Linked DNA regions of Mus musculus: region 2 is linked to region 1. Evidence: chromatin contacts called from ENCODE Hi-C or POLR2A ChIA-PET data. All regions are on one chromosome and are shown on one strand. The core of a region is the stretch at or near the end of the contact, and the rest is flanking DNA. Distances in the headings are between cores, read along the strand shown.

What was found. A loop is a pair of places that touch in the nucleus more often than their neighbours do. ChIA-PET counts read pairs that join two places held with the same protein, here RNA polymerase II (POLR2A).
Region 2: a map of heart shows a loop between it and region 1 (2.3-fold over the local background). The contact joins the promoter of Igsf6 here to the promoter of Mettl9 in region 1. A Hi-C loop is called at or near these places in 5 of 37 maps with a recorded cell type or tissue (adrenal gland and heart). POLR2A ChIA-PET finds 5 or more read pairs at or near these places in 2 of 5 experiments (Patski and embryonic stem cell).

What each region holds. Positions count from the first base shown.
Region 1 is chr7:121,031,363-121,038,642 of GRCm38, reverse strand. It overlaps Mettl9 (methyltransferase like 9), which reads right to left and starts at 4,198. Exons shown (of 5, transcript NM_021554.2): 1 at 3,668-4,198. The coding sequence starts at 3,832.
Region 2 is chr7:121,071,985-121,079,264 of GRCm38, reverse strand. It overlaps Igsf6 (immunoglobulin superfamily, member 6), which reads left to right and starts at 4,735. Exons shown (of 6, transcript NM_030691.1): 1 at 4,735-4,826. The coding sequence starts at 4,760. It overlaps Mettl9 (methyltransferase like 9), which reads right to left. Exons shown (of 5, transcript NM_021554.2): 5 at 2,430-3,135. The coding sequence ends at 2,930.

The DNA of each region.
Region 1 (7,280 bases), core at 2,949-5,448:
TTTTTCATTTAGAAACTTATATATTCCAGTTCTACCTTGAATCTATTGTAGAGGCTGGCACAGCAACTCTAAGCTTTTATAAGAAGGTAAAAATAAATACCAGGTATACACGTAACTTGCAATTTTAAGTGACCTCTAAATAATTCCAGATATTAAATGCTATATGTGGAAAAACAATTTGAAAATTTTCACCTGAGGAAACTGCAATGGTTTGGTGCCAACAAGGTTTATAACAACCTTTCGCTCCATCAATTGAGGGGCTGTGGATGACTGTTATTACCGAGAATGTAGTAACCGGAGCATTGAGGAGCCGTTCAAGTGTCAATAGCTCCATAACAGCTCCTTAGCTGTAAGCACTAGATAGAATGCACTGAAAGCACTACATCCGAAGGTTCTGTGTTGCTCTCTTTTATGCTCTTGGACTGACAGTGACAGTGACAGCTAGCTCTGCTGCTCTCTCTCCCCTGTGAGGCCACCCTCCATCCTGCGACTGAGAATGCACAGGTGGTTAATGAAGCTGGGAATTTTCTCTTGAGAGGAATAAACAGACTTTTTAAAGCTATATACTTTTAAGAGGCCAGAGAAAATACTGTTAGCCACTGATTACTCAACTCTATGTCGTCGCCCTGCACACACGCAGTGGTGCAGTCCATAGCTGAACCAATGTGGGGGCTGTTTCAACAAAAACTCTTGACACTTGAATTTCATGTGTGAAATTCAGATATTACAAAATACTATTTTCCACACCCACTGTTAACCATGTAAAAACATTGAGACTATGCTTATTTCAAAGGCTACTCAACTCAGTGAGACTAGTTTGGCCCTTGTTTCTTACCAAGGTAAAGCTTAACTCAGTTCTGAAGCTAGTACACTGGACCAAGGTACTTAGTTTCCAAGATAAGCCTTGATCTCTAGCTCTAACTACTACATAGCAATTTTTAATGAGTAAATGTTACCCCAGATCTTTCTCTTAACCAAAGAACCCTGCACCATAAATCCTTCATAAAACACTACCAAGAAAACCTGGGTTAAGTATGGTTTAGCCCTTAATTCTTTCATGAAACTCCAAAAGAACCAGATGCGGCTGGCCTTGGAACCCACACACCCAAATGAACACCAGAAAGCCTCTATAAAACTATTAATTTGAAGAGGGGAAGCCATTAAAGCTACTTCACAAGCAAGAAAGTTATGTAGCAAACCAGGATTCTGAAATATAAAAGAAATAAACCATATACCCGCCAGGAGTGCAGAAAAGACAGTCTTCCACCCTGCATTAGTTCATGGCGGCCTCTAGGCACACACTTCTTTCATCCTGGTCATTTTCATCTTTACTCACAGATATTTATTTTCATAACAAATTTATTCACCTCAAAAATACTGTCTGGCAGAGTATAGTGATATACACTTAAAACAATCCTGGTACTCAGGAGGCCGACGTAGAAGGACTCTGAATCTGAGGCCATCCTGAGTTACACAGACCCTATCTCAAAAAACTAAGGGTAGCCAGGTGGCACATGCCTTTAATCCTAGCACACAAGAGGCAGAGGCAGGCAGATTTCTGAGTTCAGTATCAGCCTCATCTACAGATTGAGTTCCAGGACAACCAGGGCTACACAGAGAAAAACAAACAAGCAAACAAAGAACAAGCCACGCATGGTCATGGAACACCTGTAATCCTAGTATGCTGGAAACTGAGGCAGAAAGACTGCTTTGAGTTCAAAGTCAGTCTGAACTACATAGGAGTACTAGGCCAGTCAGAGCTACAAAGCCCTGTCTCAAAATTACATATAGACAAATGGACTGACAGACAGACATACAGACAAACTGACTATGGATGAGGCTTAGTGGTACAGTACTTGCCCAGCATTTACAAGGCCTGAGTTTGATCTTCAGCACCACAGAAATAAATGAATGTATGCAGTTAGAAAATGCCCTCTGCTGAGAAGCACTGAGATAGTGTCCTCTGCCATCATTCTTCCTGGGCTCTACAGTCACAATATATATAGTGTGTGTGTACATGTGTGTGTGCGCGCCTGCACACGCTCATGTGCTGAAGAAGTCCAGAGCTATCCAATCCTGCAAGAGCTGGGATTACAGAGTTGTGAGCTGTCTGAGCTGTAGCTGTCTGAGCTGACTGAGCACAGTCTCTTAACTACTGAGCCATCCCATAAGCACAATTTCTATGAGCACCTAAATCAAGCCTCTGCAGTAATCCCAAGTGTTATCATAAATACCGACAACTGGGAGACTCAACCGCAATTCCTCATCATAGGGAATAATCGTTTTTTCTATCCACTGCTTGTTAAACACAGCATTTCCAAGTCCTTGTTCCACACGGGCATGAGGCATTCTGATCCTACTTAATTAACAGTGTATACCTCAGAGTTGTCTCTATGACACTGAGCCAGCATAACATAGTCTGTGACAATAAGCATGGTTATACAATTTAAGATGTTATACTAAGTTTATCGCACTCCTAACAATACTACATAAAAGGGCATCTAAAACGCCACAATCACTAGTAAATTTAAATAATGAAAATCGAGGATTCCTTCCAAAATAGAAAATGAGGTCTGAGTATTGATCAGGGTAGAACAGTTTCCAGGACCTGGGTTCCATCCCAACACCATAAAAAAAACAACACAATCCAGTTAATAGCAAATAAAATCTTAATGCTGTTATACATAAAAAGGTGAGGTCCAAATAACACAAGGAATCATTCCTTACATCTCTCTGTAAAAGCAAGACATACTAAACTCAGGCTTTTAGAAAAAGCGCAAAGTTTGTCTAAATTCAAAGGCTTCTCTTCTGTGACTGCAAGGTTAACCACAAACTACTTACGGTCAAATGCAAACTACCTCCCTCTTAATTCAACAGCTGACCCATGCATGTTTCTTTAAGTGGTACAAATAGCTAATGAAAAGACCATCCAACCCCATCCAACCGGTAGAACCCCCACGGCTCACAATCCATTCATTAGCTACAAGAATTCACTGCTGAACAGTTCAGATTTTTTAAACCTCTCCGTTTAAAGCTTGCATCATCTTCCTCCTCATCCCAACCTCTCTGGTCAGCTCACTAAACCCAAGTTGAAAGGACACGTCTCATAGGCAGAGGGGGAGGAGAGTTCCTAGGCTGGGAGCCCAGACCTGTCAAACACATTTTTTTAAGTGCTTCGGGGAAATGTCAGCCGAAATGTTCACGAGGCCCAGTTTAATGTCTTTAGAACCCTTTGTATATCCAGAGATTCGGCCAGACAAAAAGAGACCGGCTTTCGGTTTTGTCCCTCGGGGGGGTAGAGGAAGGCTGGCTGGGTGAGAGCTGGGGCAGTTTTCTGCTCAGGCCCCAGTGCCAGTTGGGTGGCCCTACCCAAAGTTGCTCGGGTCCTGAGGGCGGACGCGGACGCCGCCGCCGGCCTGGGAACAATGCGGGGCTTCGGGGCGCCCACGCTGGGGCCCGGGGAGCCAGGCAGCAAAGGCTGTCCCCCGCCCGCGCCGCCGAACAAAAGGCGCCGTGGGGCCAGCGCCCGGGCCGGGAAAAGTTTGTGAGAGGCCGGGGCCGAGGCCCGAGCGCGCCGCCCCGCACAATGGCCCGGCCGAGCGCGGGAAGGCCGAGCGCCCCGCCGCGCCGCGCCACGCCCCCGCTCCGCAGGGCTGCGGCCCAGTACCTGGTGCGTGTCCTTCCCGCCGCCCGCGGCCGCCGCTGGCCCGCCGGGGCCGCTAGTCATGTTCACGTACAGGGAGCGGGAGAGCGGGCTCCGCAGCGTCCACATCCTCCGCGCCAGCCACACGGACGCCAGGCTCAGGCACAGCCAGCCCGCCAACAGTCTCATCGGGGGGCCGCGGCCGCCAGCTCGGATCACCGCCGGGCCCAAGCCCAGGAGGAGGAGGAGGAGGAGCCGCCGCCTCCGGCCACCGTCGTCGCCGCCGGAGCTCGAGCCATCGCCGCCAAGTCGCCCGTGCAGCCCCCTTCGGGGCCGAGGCAGAGGGAGGGGGAGATGGCGCGGGAGGGGGGGCGGGGGAGGAGCGGCAGGCGCGCGGCCTTCTCACGTCCCCCGCGGCCCTTCCCAGCCCGGAACGCCAACGACTCCAGGTCGTGTTTCCACCCGGTGCACGTACAAACGCAGGAGGGGCGTCCTCCCTGCCCAATGAGCGGAGACCGGGAGGCCCGGGAGTTGGGAGAGAGGGCGTGCACGTCCTCCGTGGCGCCGCCTGGACTCATAATGGCGGAAGATCCGGGGGAGACTTCCTAAAGGGGCTACTAGAGTCTGGCCCCTCCGAGGAGGGGTCTGCAGGACTTCCGGGCTTGTCTTGCCTTAGTAACTACCCTGTGGGCCCCTCGATTACACCTTTGACCTAATTGTTCCCATTGACACAGACCCAGGTTTATTCGATAGACCCGCGCTGCCCTTCTTGCTACAGTCTTGACCGTCTATTTAATAATTTCCATCTGGGGTCAGCGAACCTGACTCCCAACTCCAAAAGCCACCCGATAGCTGCAAAGCAGAGAATCGAGGGGGAAAGAATCCCACCGCCACTCCCAGTCCCGGTGTTCCCAAGCCTGAGAAGCGGCTGTCACAGGTCTAGTGAAGCCCTCATGAGTGAAAGCTCTGCCTTTGTTGGAAACTGTTGCTCCTGGAGCACTCAACGAAATGTGATGGAAAATAGCATCTGCTGGACAACGAAGGCCACAAGTTAGTCCTGGCTGCCATGTTTCCTTGCAAGTTAGTCCTGGCTGCCATGTTTTCTCAAGCTGATAGAAGTTGGACCAGACATTCTTAAAATGTGCTCGGTCTGGGGAGATTTAGCCAGATATTTCTTAGATCATTTATAGCAGGAAGAAGCCCAATGTTTCTAAAATGAGGGTCATGAGATGTCGTTGTGTCTCAACTGTTGCTACTAAGCTACAGCATATTTCCTAGCCCAGCTACTCACACCTTCCTAGGTTTGTTAGAATATGCTTTTCATTTGACAGCGACAGATTCTGTACATTAATTTTAAATTAATTATAAAACAAATTTATCTTTACGTTAATTTCATCACACTACACTGAAGAGATTTCCGTTTATGAAATAATGACCCCTGGATGAGAAATGGCATTCCTTATCACAAACTCCTTAGGTGTTAAAGTATCTATTTACCATCTTTCGTTAATAAGAATATTTTGTTACCTAATGTGCATAGAATATAACAAAATACTTTGTCTTCTCTCATTCTGGTATATTCCCTGACATCTCTCCAAGTTGGGTGTTAAACCCAAGACTATACCTTACTAAATTGAGCTCAACTTTCTAGAAGTACTGGTCCAACATACTTAAAAGAAGCTATAATAGTGAATGTAAATGACTGTATTATGTCCCCTCTTTGAGTTCCAATAAAGCTCTTCTGTATCAAACCAGAGTCTTCACCTTTTTAAGTAAAGAGGAGATACAACAAGAGTGCATAAACGGGCATATTTCATTTCTAAAGACAAAGGATACAGAAAACTGTGTCCTAAGATTAAGCTTGCTTAACCACAGCTCCAAGACTTCAATCCTAAATGTATCCTCTAAACAAGAAGCAAAGATACATCTGATAGGATCTGAAGAATTTGGGGTGAACTTGACAGCTAAGACACCTACCAAATTTTGCTTTATGCCTGAGCAGCTCACCTAAAAAAATAAATTACCCTCACATTCAAACTACTCTATAATCACAAACTACTTGTGTAAGTGTGATTTACATTTAGGAAGCACAGGAAGAAAGCAAAGCACAGCATAAGCAAATGAAGAAGCAAATATGATAGCAAACCTTTTTATAGAGGGTGGTATCCCAGCTCCTGGCTTTTCGATCCATCCAAGAAGCCTTGCTGTCTCTCCTCTCAGCTTCCTGAATTACAAATCAGGAGGAAGGAAAGCTGCAAGAGTAAATATACTAAGCAGAAGTTCAGATTGCCCTCAGGCCTGCTACTAGGATGTCACTACTGTACATTAAAACCTCAGTTATCCATGATGGGAATAGCAAGAGACACCCCTAATACAGAAAGCCAAAGATGAGGCAATATCCTTTCCAATGTGGCTTTGAAATGTAGGTATTAACACTCAAGAGTCACATACCTGCTATCCTTGTGCCTGCTGACCCTGAGTGTCTAGCCTGGGTTTCTGTTCTATTACCAGAAATTGTGGCTGGGTCATGCAGGCAAGCAGCTTGTTTCTTAAGCAACTTCCCCTAACTCTTCCCTTACCTCCCCCTCCCCTTTCTTCTCCTCTCTTTAACCCTCCTTTCCTTTTCATCAGTCCTTGTTATACAGGCTAAGCTGGCCTTGAACTCACAATCATCCTGACTATGCCTCACAAACACAGGGATCACAAGAATGTGCTGCCACTCCTAACTTGAGATTTGCTTTTCAACTTCACAGTACAATGTGAAGAAAAACCACAGAAAGCTAGAGGCATGGATTTGCAGAAGACTTAAAACCATTGTAGCCTCCTTGTGGAGCTAATAGTCTAAAAGGACTCCTGTAATTTAATGTTTTTCTCCAGTTTTTTTGTATATACATGCATGTGGGTGTGTATGTATGTATGTGTGAAAGAGATTGACTTCGGGTGTCCTCCCCTATAGTAAGAATTTTGGTTTCTATTTAAAAAAACATAAATATTATGAGAATATGTTTTGTTTTAAACCCATGTGTGGGATGTGGGGCTGTTTCAGATTGTCCATAGCAGCTATGATTTGCCTCATGCTCTAGCAGGGGCACTGTTTTGCCAGCTGCAGATAGTTTCTGTGACTGTGAGACATTTGGAGTTCTGAAGACTCTTCAGAGGGTATATAAATGCTTGAGCCCTAATAAATGAGTTGTTGGGTTGGTTGCTGTTGGTTGCAGTTTGTTAATTAGCATGCACAAAGAAGAAACAATAACAACAAGAAATTAAATATCCTGACAGCAAAGATCAAACTTGTCCCAAGGGCCCTGATGCCCCTGATCAGCTAGAGGTAGTCTAATGATAGCATCATCTTTTCCCCTCTCTCCTTTCTTCTTTCATATCTACTGTTAGGAAGTTGAAAGGGTAGAAGAGAAACTCACAAAGTAGCCAAAAGAATGGCTACATTCCCCCATCATAATCCATAATTTTTTTTTTAAGACATGGTCTGTCACTGAACCCAGCACAGATGAGGTGGCTGATCAGCAAGTTCCAATGATCTGCCACACTCCCACAGTAGGGTTTTACACACACACTCACACACACACACACGGTAAGGTTACATACATTCTCTACCATACCACCAATGCTGGGAATCTAA
Region 2 (7,280 bases), core at 3,486-5,985, 40 kb before region 1:
AGAACCCCTGTCTCAAAAAACCAAAAAAAAAAAAAAAGAAAGAAAAGAAAAGAAAAAAGAACACAAGACTACCAGCCCAGAGATGGTCCCACCCACAAGGGACCCTCCCACCTTGATCACTAATTGAGAAAATGCCCCCACAGTTGGATCTCATGGAGGCACATCCCCAGCTAAAGCTCCTTTCTCAGTGATAACTCCAGCCTGTGTCAAGTTGACACATAAAACCAGCCAGTACAATCGTTAATCATTGTTCTCAGCCATTTTTAGCCAATGATGCATTATCCATTTAGTTGCGAGACCTTAGAATCTCACGGTGTAGTACTGTTTAATTTCAGGGTGTATTATTCCCAGTTACATCACAAATCTCTCTTCAGGTGGATGCAATGTGAACTTCCTCCATTATGTTGTACTTGTGTGTGTGTGTGTGTGTGTGTGTGTGTGTGTATGCACGTACTCTCCCACATCCATGTGAGGGTACATGTGTGGGTCTGTGTGTGCTGTGGTACAAGGCTGACTTCTGGTAGCTTCTTCAATTGCACTCCACTTTATATACTGAGGCAGGTCTTTTCATGGAGCTTGGAGCTTGTGGTTTCAGATAAGCTGGGGAGCCACCTTGCTCCAGGGATGTTTGACTCCTACATGCTGGGGTTCCAAGCTCTCCAAGACTTCCTAGAGATCTAAATTCCAGTCCTTCTGCTTGCTTAACAAACCACCTCCTGCCAACTCTGATGTATCTTTGATACATGAGCTACAAGTTTGTGAGCAGCCCAACTTTGTGCTGTAGGGCCCACCGCCTGTCTTCTGTGCGATGTTAATGAAGACACAGCTTCAGGAGGAAGCTGGAAACACCAAAGTTTTACGTCTTTCCCAGCCCAGCTTATTTCCTGCTGTAAACTGGCTATACAAAACAAACAAACAACAAACAGAAAACTTGGGAAGGTGGGAAACACAGAAGTGGTTTTAATGACCTCGCCCGAGGGGGAGATGACTGGGGCATTGTGTCCTCGGCACTCTCAACACTCCAGGGGGTTTGAATGCAGGTGCAGGGGGCCAGGAATCCCAGGTGCAAGTCGTGTTTCCTCTCTGCACTCACCTTTAGGGTCAACTGGCAAGCCTGCTGGACCACAGGTGGAGCTCCTCTCGGCTTCTCGAACTTCACTGGGTTTAAGCCCTCGTGCCAGGAATGCTGCACACAAAGCAGCATTATTATACTTGCAGAGAAAAGGAGGCTTCCATGAGAGGTGGACCATTGCCACTTGGTAAACAACATCACCATCTAGTGGCCAAAGGTGACAACACACTAAGACGTCCCAGACCAGATAGGACATAGGAATACATCTGCATCTGGTTTCCAAGTCACAAAATGGCATTTTTAATAAACTGGTCTTCAAAGATCCTCTGATTTTCTTGAGAATTTGTCTTTAAAATGAATAAACACATGTGCTCTCTGTTTTTCTATGGTCTTTTTCCAATAGACCTCAACTTCAGAGACAGGAGGCGCTTTGAAGCCACCTGGCTCTGAATACCCCTCCCAGGATAAAACAGCAGCCCCTGATGACGCCAGGTAAAGAAGCAAGCTTCCACTGCAAAAGAAGTATGTTAGGGTTGCTGCATTCCTCTGTTCACTAGGCCACTGTCTGTACTTCATTTACCCAAAGTTCTGGGGAAAAAAATAAGAACACACCACACCACTAACAATTGTGCATCGACCCATGACCCCTTGTCTGACTACACAGTAACAGCGCAGGGCTGCTAAGGTGGGGCTCTCAAGGCTGCTCCTAATGAACATGCTGGCCTCTCTGCCCAGGTGTTGTAGTTTTCTGTGAGTAATGGTCACAGGTAATGAACACGTGGGTAACATACTGTGACTACCTCATTCACACTGTCACCGCTCTGACTGCTGGGTCTTTAGGTTCCGGACTAGTGTCCACAATGCTTACTGTTCTTGCTAATGAGGTCTCCTCTATCACTGTGTTTCTGGGTTTATTGGGAGCACTTTGGATTCTAGCAGGTGTCTGGTAATGGTCTTCAGCAAACATACTTACTCTCAGTTAAGGATCTAGGGATAAGCCAAGTTCTGGGAAGATGGCATTCAAGGAAGTGGAAGAAGGTGAATGTCTATTTAGGCTGAATCCTGTCAGTCAAAGCCACAGACTGCTTCAATCCTGAGGAATTAAGGAAGCTTAGGAAAACAAAGCTGTTTTGTGGCCAGAAGCAGGTACACTGACTGAGAGGCACTTCCTAGAGCACTATATCTGAGTAAGGCAGGCCATTCTAGGGGTGTCAAAATTCCCTGGGCTTCTGCACCACACCCAAGCTGAACCTTGCTTTCCTTCCAGGCTCAGCCTGAGTGTTTCACATCATGCTCCTACTGAGGGCATCCATGAAGCCAAAGCTGCAGAGTCTGAGAGAAGAACATGGTGCCAGAGTCATCTCCAAAAACGTTTATTAGCATGATTAAAAACATTTTTTGAATAGTAAGAGAAGGAGTTTCTAAACATGAAAGTTATCAATGGTTCTACTTTATAACCAATATTTGGAATTGAATGGACAGCTTTATTGCCAGTCTTCATTTATTAAAAACAATCCATTGATCGGTTCCATGACATCATGACTATTGCTTTGTCTGGGAATGAGTCCCTACAGCAATTAAGTATAAAAAATATCTTCCATCATAATTGGAGAGTGACCTGCATTGGAGCGTGATTCTGAGTAAAGAGTTGATTAAAAATACACAAAGAGTTGGGTTTTGTTTTTAAAAACACTCCCTTACACACTACAAAGAAAGAATTAGTATTTTGGCTTTTTAAATTCCTACATGATACTGAGAATGACAGTCCCCAGAGGTCCCCCTCACATCACTGGATGCATCTCCTCTTCTGGAGGGTCGGTTGCAGGGGTGACTCTGAGGACTTGGGCCTCCACGTGTTTATACTGGTCTGAGAACAAAGACAGCATCGTCCAGAACATAGTAGTCATTGTACATGTCGCCTTCACACAGGTATGGCAGTCTAGTGAAAGCTTCGACGACAAAGCCGGCTTTTCTGAACACCTCAGGCAGGCTATTCACTTGCTCTTCCCAATTCTGTCCCTTGATTTCCAGAATTTCTGATGGTTTCTCCCACTTGCCACCTACTAGAACAAATAAAAACATTAAGTTAAATTCTTGAACAATGACTCACTAAAAGAGGGAAGTACAGGGAGAGCTAGTGTTCCAGGCACTGATGCCCTGGGTGCACCATCTCTAAACAGCTCCACTCTCTTCAAAGCAAGTGGACAGAGCCTAGAAGGAGTGAGAGAACTTACCCAAAGTGATGCTCTCAGGCCGCCTGCATCCAGTGCTGTTCCCAGGCTGCCTTCATCCAGAGCCTACACTGACTGAGCTGCCTGTGTGGCTCAGAAACTAGTCAGTGAATACTGAATATGGGGTTCACTTGTATTTGAAAGGAGATTTGGACATACGAGATCACGTACACTTACTCAACTTCCTGTCTAGAAGTTGCCTGGCTTAAAATTAAAATAGGCTCATGAGAAATTTCTATCCACAGAAACACAAGTGCTTTTCAGGAGAAGCTGACCCATTTCCTAAGTCATCTGTCAATCCCTTCCAAGCCTATGGGCAGTAGGAGCCTGGGCTGTGGGAAGCAGGCCAGGTCTGTTCCCTGCAAGCCACACTCTGACTACAAACAGACAATGCCAAAAGTGCACTTAGGTGTGCTCTTAGAGGCTGTGGTGACATGCCACTAAATTCATAGTGAGGCTTCTGATGCAGCGTGTGATAGAGCACGGGGAAAGGGAAGAGTACACACGTTTCAGTGGCCAGCACTGCATTCTCTCCCTGTCAGGGGAGTTCGTTCTTGGAGGGCGGGGAAGCTGCTTTTCTGGGCTTCCTTGAAGCAGGGTACCGGTGCCACACCTTAGCCTGTTGCCAAGACTGGAATGAGCTGGTGACCCAGAATAAAACAAGGCTTTTTGCCAAGTGCAAGCACTAATATCAAGTGGCTAGGGAGGTGGGCTGATGAGTGGGTGCTAATGACAGAATTTGCAGCACGTAGTACCCATCATCAGACCAGTTTCCCAGTGTGACTCAAGCTCCTCTTGACCTGGAGTTCACATGGTTCTCCAGGCCTTCTGAGACTCCAGGAGCCACTTCAAGTCCTGTTAACAAGTCTCTTTTTGCTGATCAGCTGAGTTCCTGATACTTACAAAGAACCACTTGACTAGTAAAGGCTGGGGGAGAGGGGGTGCTGTGTGTGACTCAGACCCAAAGCAAGCACCAAGGGACATAGCCATTTTGCTTATCAACACCAAGAAATCTTTCAATGCAAGCCAGGCGCACAAGCTTAACAGCAGCTGTGTACCTTTTTACCATGCCGGATGCTCTGGTCACTCCCTGGGTTTTTCTCCCAGGACTACAGGAAACATGGCCTCTGCTGCTGCTGCTCACGTCTAACAGTTTCTGGCCCTGAGAGGCCCTCTGCAGTGGAGCACATCAGTAAGAGCACTCTAAAATGCCAGGCTCTGCTTGAGGAGTACTGACCTCCTGCAAGCTCCACAAAGAATATCAAATGCCCATGGCAGTTTCTAACATACACGCACGCTTAGACTGAAATCTCAACTCTAAATGGTGAAACTTATTACAAACCATTCTTACACAATTTCTAAAAGTTCCTGCTTGTGCTTCCTTAATATGAGTTCCTCTCTTTACTTCTTCCTTTCTGAAAGGAGAAAAGTGGAGAAGGCGGCACATGCAGCAGAGATGGGCCCCGTGAGTGCACGCAGGAGCCGCCTCCGGCCAGAGATCAGCCTGATCCTTTTCCAAGTCGGTAAGAAGGTCAAGCTTTCCTTTTCTCCAGCTCATTAAGTGACCGCTGCTTCTCGCCTTATCTGTGTACTTAAGCTCTTAGCACATAATTTAAGAAGGCAGCACTACAGTAAGTCGGGGGCTGGAGGAGGTCACTTCTCCCACAGAATTAGGTACTAAAGCATAGCTGAAGAAAGGTTTCCTACCGGCCCTTGGTTGTTGATGCTGCTTTGAGCACATCTCACCAGAGAGAATCTGTGACCACTTGTGCTAGTCACTCAGTCAATTCCCACACAGGCAAGCTCTGGACTAATGTACACTGTACAATATTAGCTTAATACTTTCATAGCACAATGTTTCTAAAGGCTGAAAAGAACTTGGATTTAAAGCTGTAACTTGACCTAGAGAAAAGTCACCTGATAAAATAACTAATCTTTAAATTCTATCTCTACCTGTTCTAGCACTATAAAAGTTATTTATTTCATCATAGTTTAAATAATCTAAGATTTGTCCACTAAATCTGGATTGCAGGGCAACAAATGGAGCCAATGTTCTTGTAATTAATTTTTTTCTCATCTGTAAATACATGGTAGAGTAGCCTAATGGTGGAGGACTTGCCAAGCATATGTAAGGGTCTGGGTTCACTCTCCAGCACACACAAGAAAAGGAAAGGAGAAATGCAGAGGGAGGGGAGATGGGGCACGGGGAGGAGGAGTGAGTGAATTATTCCTAAATGTTAACAGTGGCTCTTCTGGCTGAGGAACCACGGTGATGTCTTATACTGCTCTATTGTCTGCCATGACTATACACTACTTTTGTACAGAGCTTTGTTGGAGTTAGAGAAAAGCTTTATCTTCCCATCTGTATTGTGAAATGTCTGCAGATATAATAACAAAAGGAGGGGATGAGATAGTGAGGAGACCTGAAACAAGCCCCAGTTAATGAACGCTAGGCAAGGCTGGGTCTGTGTGCTACTTTTGTACGTTTGACATTTTCTATAATAATAAATGTTGGGCAGGGCAGTGGTGGCACAAACCCAGCACCTGGGAGGCAGAGGCAAGCGGATTCTAAGTTCAAAGCTAGCCTGGTCTACAGAGCAAGTTCCAGGACAGTCAGGGCTACATAGAGTAACCCTGTCTCAAAAATATCATGATAATAATAATAGTAATTGTTAGCTTCTGATGCTAATAGTAATAACAGGTGTTGGAGCTGGGGAGATATCTCAGTACAGTGCTTGCTGTACAAGCTGAGGGTTACTAGAACAATATAAAAGAGTCAGGCCTGGTGGCACACACTCACCAGCTCAGTGATGGGGAGGCAGAGCTGGGCTCCCTCACTAGCCCGGCCTACCCAACACTGAGACCCTCTGAGGGAAAACAAAAGTAAATAATTCCAAAGAACACAACTGAGGCTGTCTTCTGGCTTCCACACACATCTCTACACTCATGCCCGCACACCCACAGACATAAGTATACACACCTGAACAGGCTGACATACGTAAGCACACACAAAATAAGCTCAAGGTATCCAAAATAACGTCTCTACTCATTTTCTAACAGTTTGCCAAAAGGAATAGGGTGATTTTATTTCCTCCACTGAGCTAAATTTCAACATTTTCAGTGGAAACTGATTTAAAACATACAAAAAAACCTACTGAACCTAGAAATTCCTACAAGAAAAACTTCACAGGAGAGGACTTTAGTGAGATACTATCCAGACTTCTCTTTTTGACTAATGTTGCTCAACTGCAGGGGGAAGGGACACCGTTGTTCCCTCCCCTGGCCTGTTCAGTTTCCCCAACGAAGACTTAGAGAGGAAATTCCCAAGCTGCAAGTATTTCTTATTGTTTTAACGGTCATGGTTTACTTTTTTTTTTTTTAAGAGTTGTTTATTTCATGTGTGTGGGAACACTGTAGCTGTCTTCAGACGCACCAGAACACAGCATCGGATCCTCATTACAGATGTTTGTGAGCCACCATGTGGTTGATGGGAATTGAACTCAGGATCTCTGGAAGAGCAGTCAGTGCTCTTAACCACTGGGCCATCTTTCCAGTGGTTGGTTTACTTTTTAAATCTTCAATTGAAGGTGACCTGAGACTGGGGTTCTGTCTGCACATAGGAACAACAGGACCAATCTATTTCACATCGTAGAGCAGCCCCTGGACTTCTAAGGAACTGTGCCTGGGCAGAACAGGGCTGCAGTCAACAGGCTAGTGTGAGCCCACTCTCCTTGACTGGACCTCCCTGCACACAAGAAGCTAGGTGGTACTCCAGCTGACTAACTCCTAACTCCTCTCAGTCAGTCAGCACTGAGCCTCAGCTTACCTCAAGGCACACAATGAAAAGGAGAAATGTGAGAGCAGACTCTCACAAGCACTGTGACTAACTTGACTGCTCCTGCTGCTATGAGTGGGAACCTACCAGGCACAATGTTAAGTGAAGAAGAACCATGGCCCCCAAATCAGCAGGTCTCAAC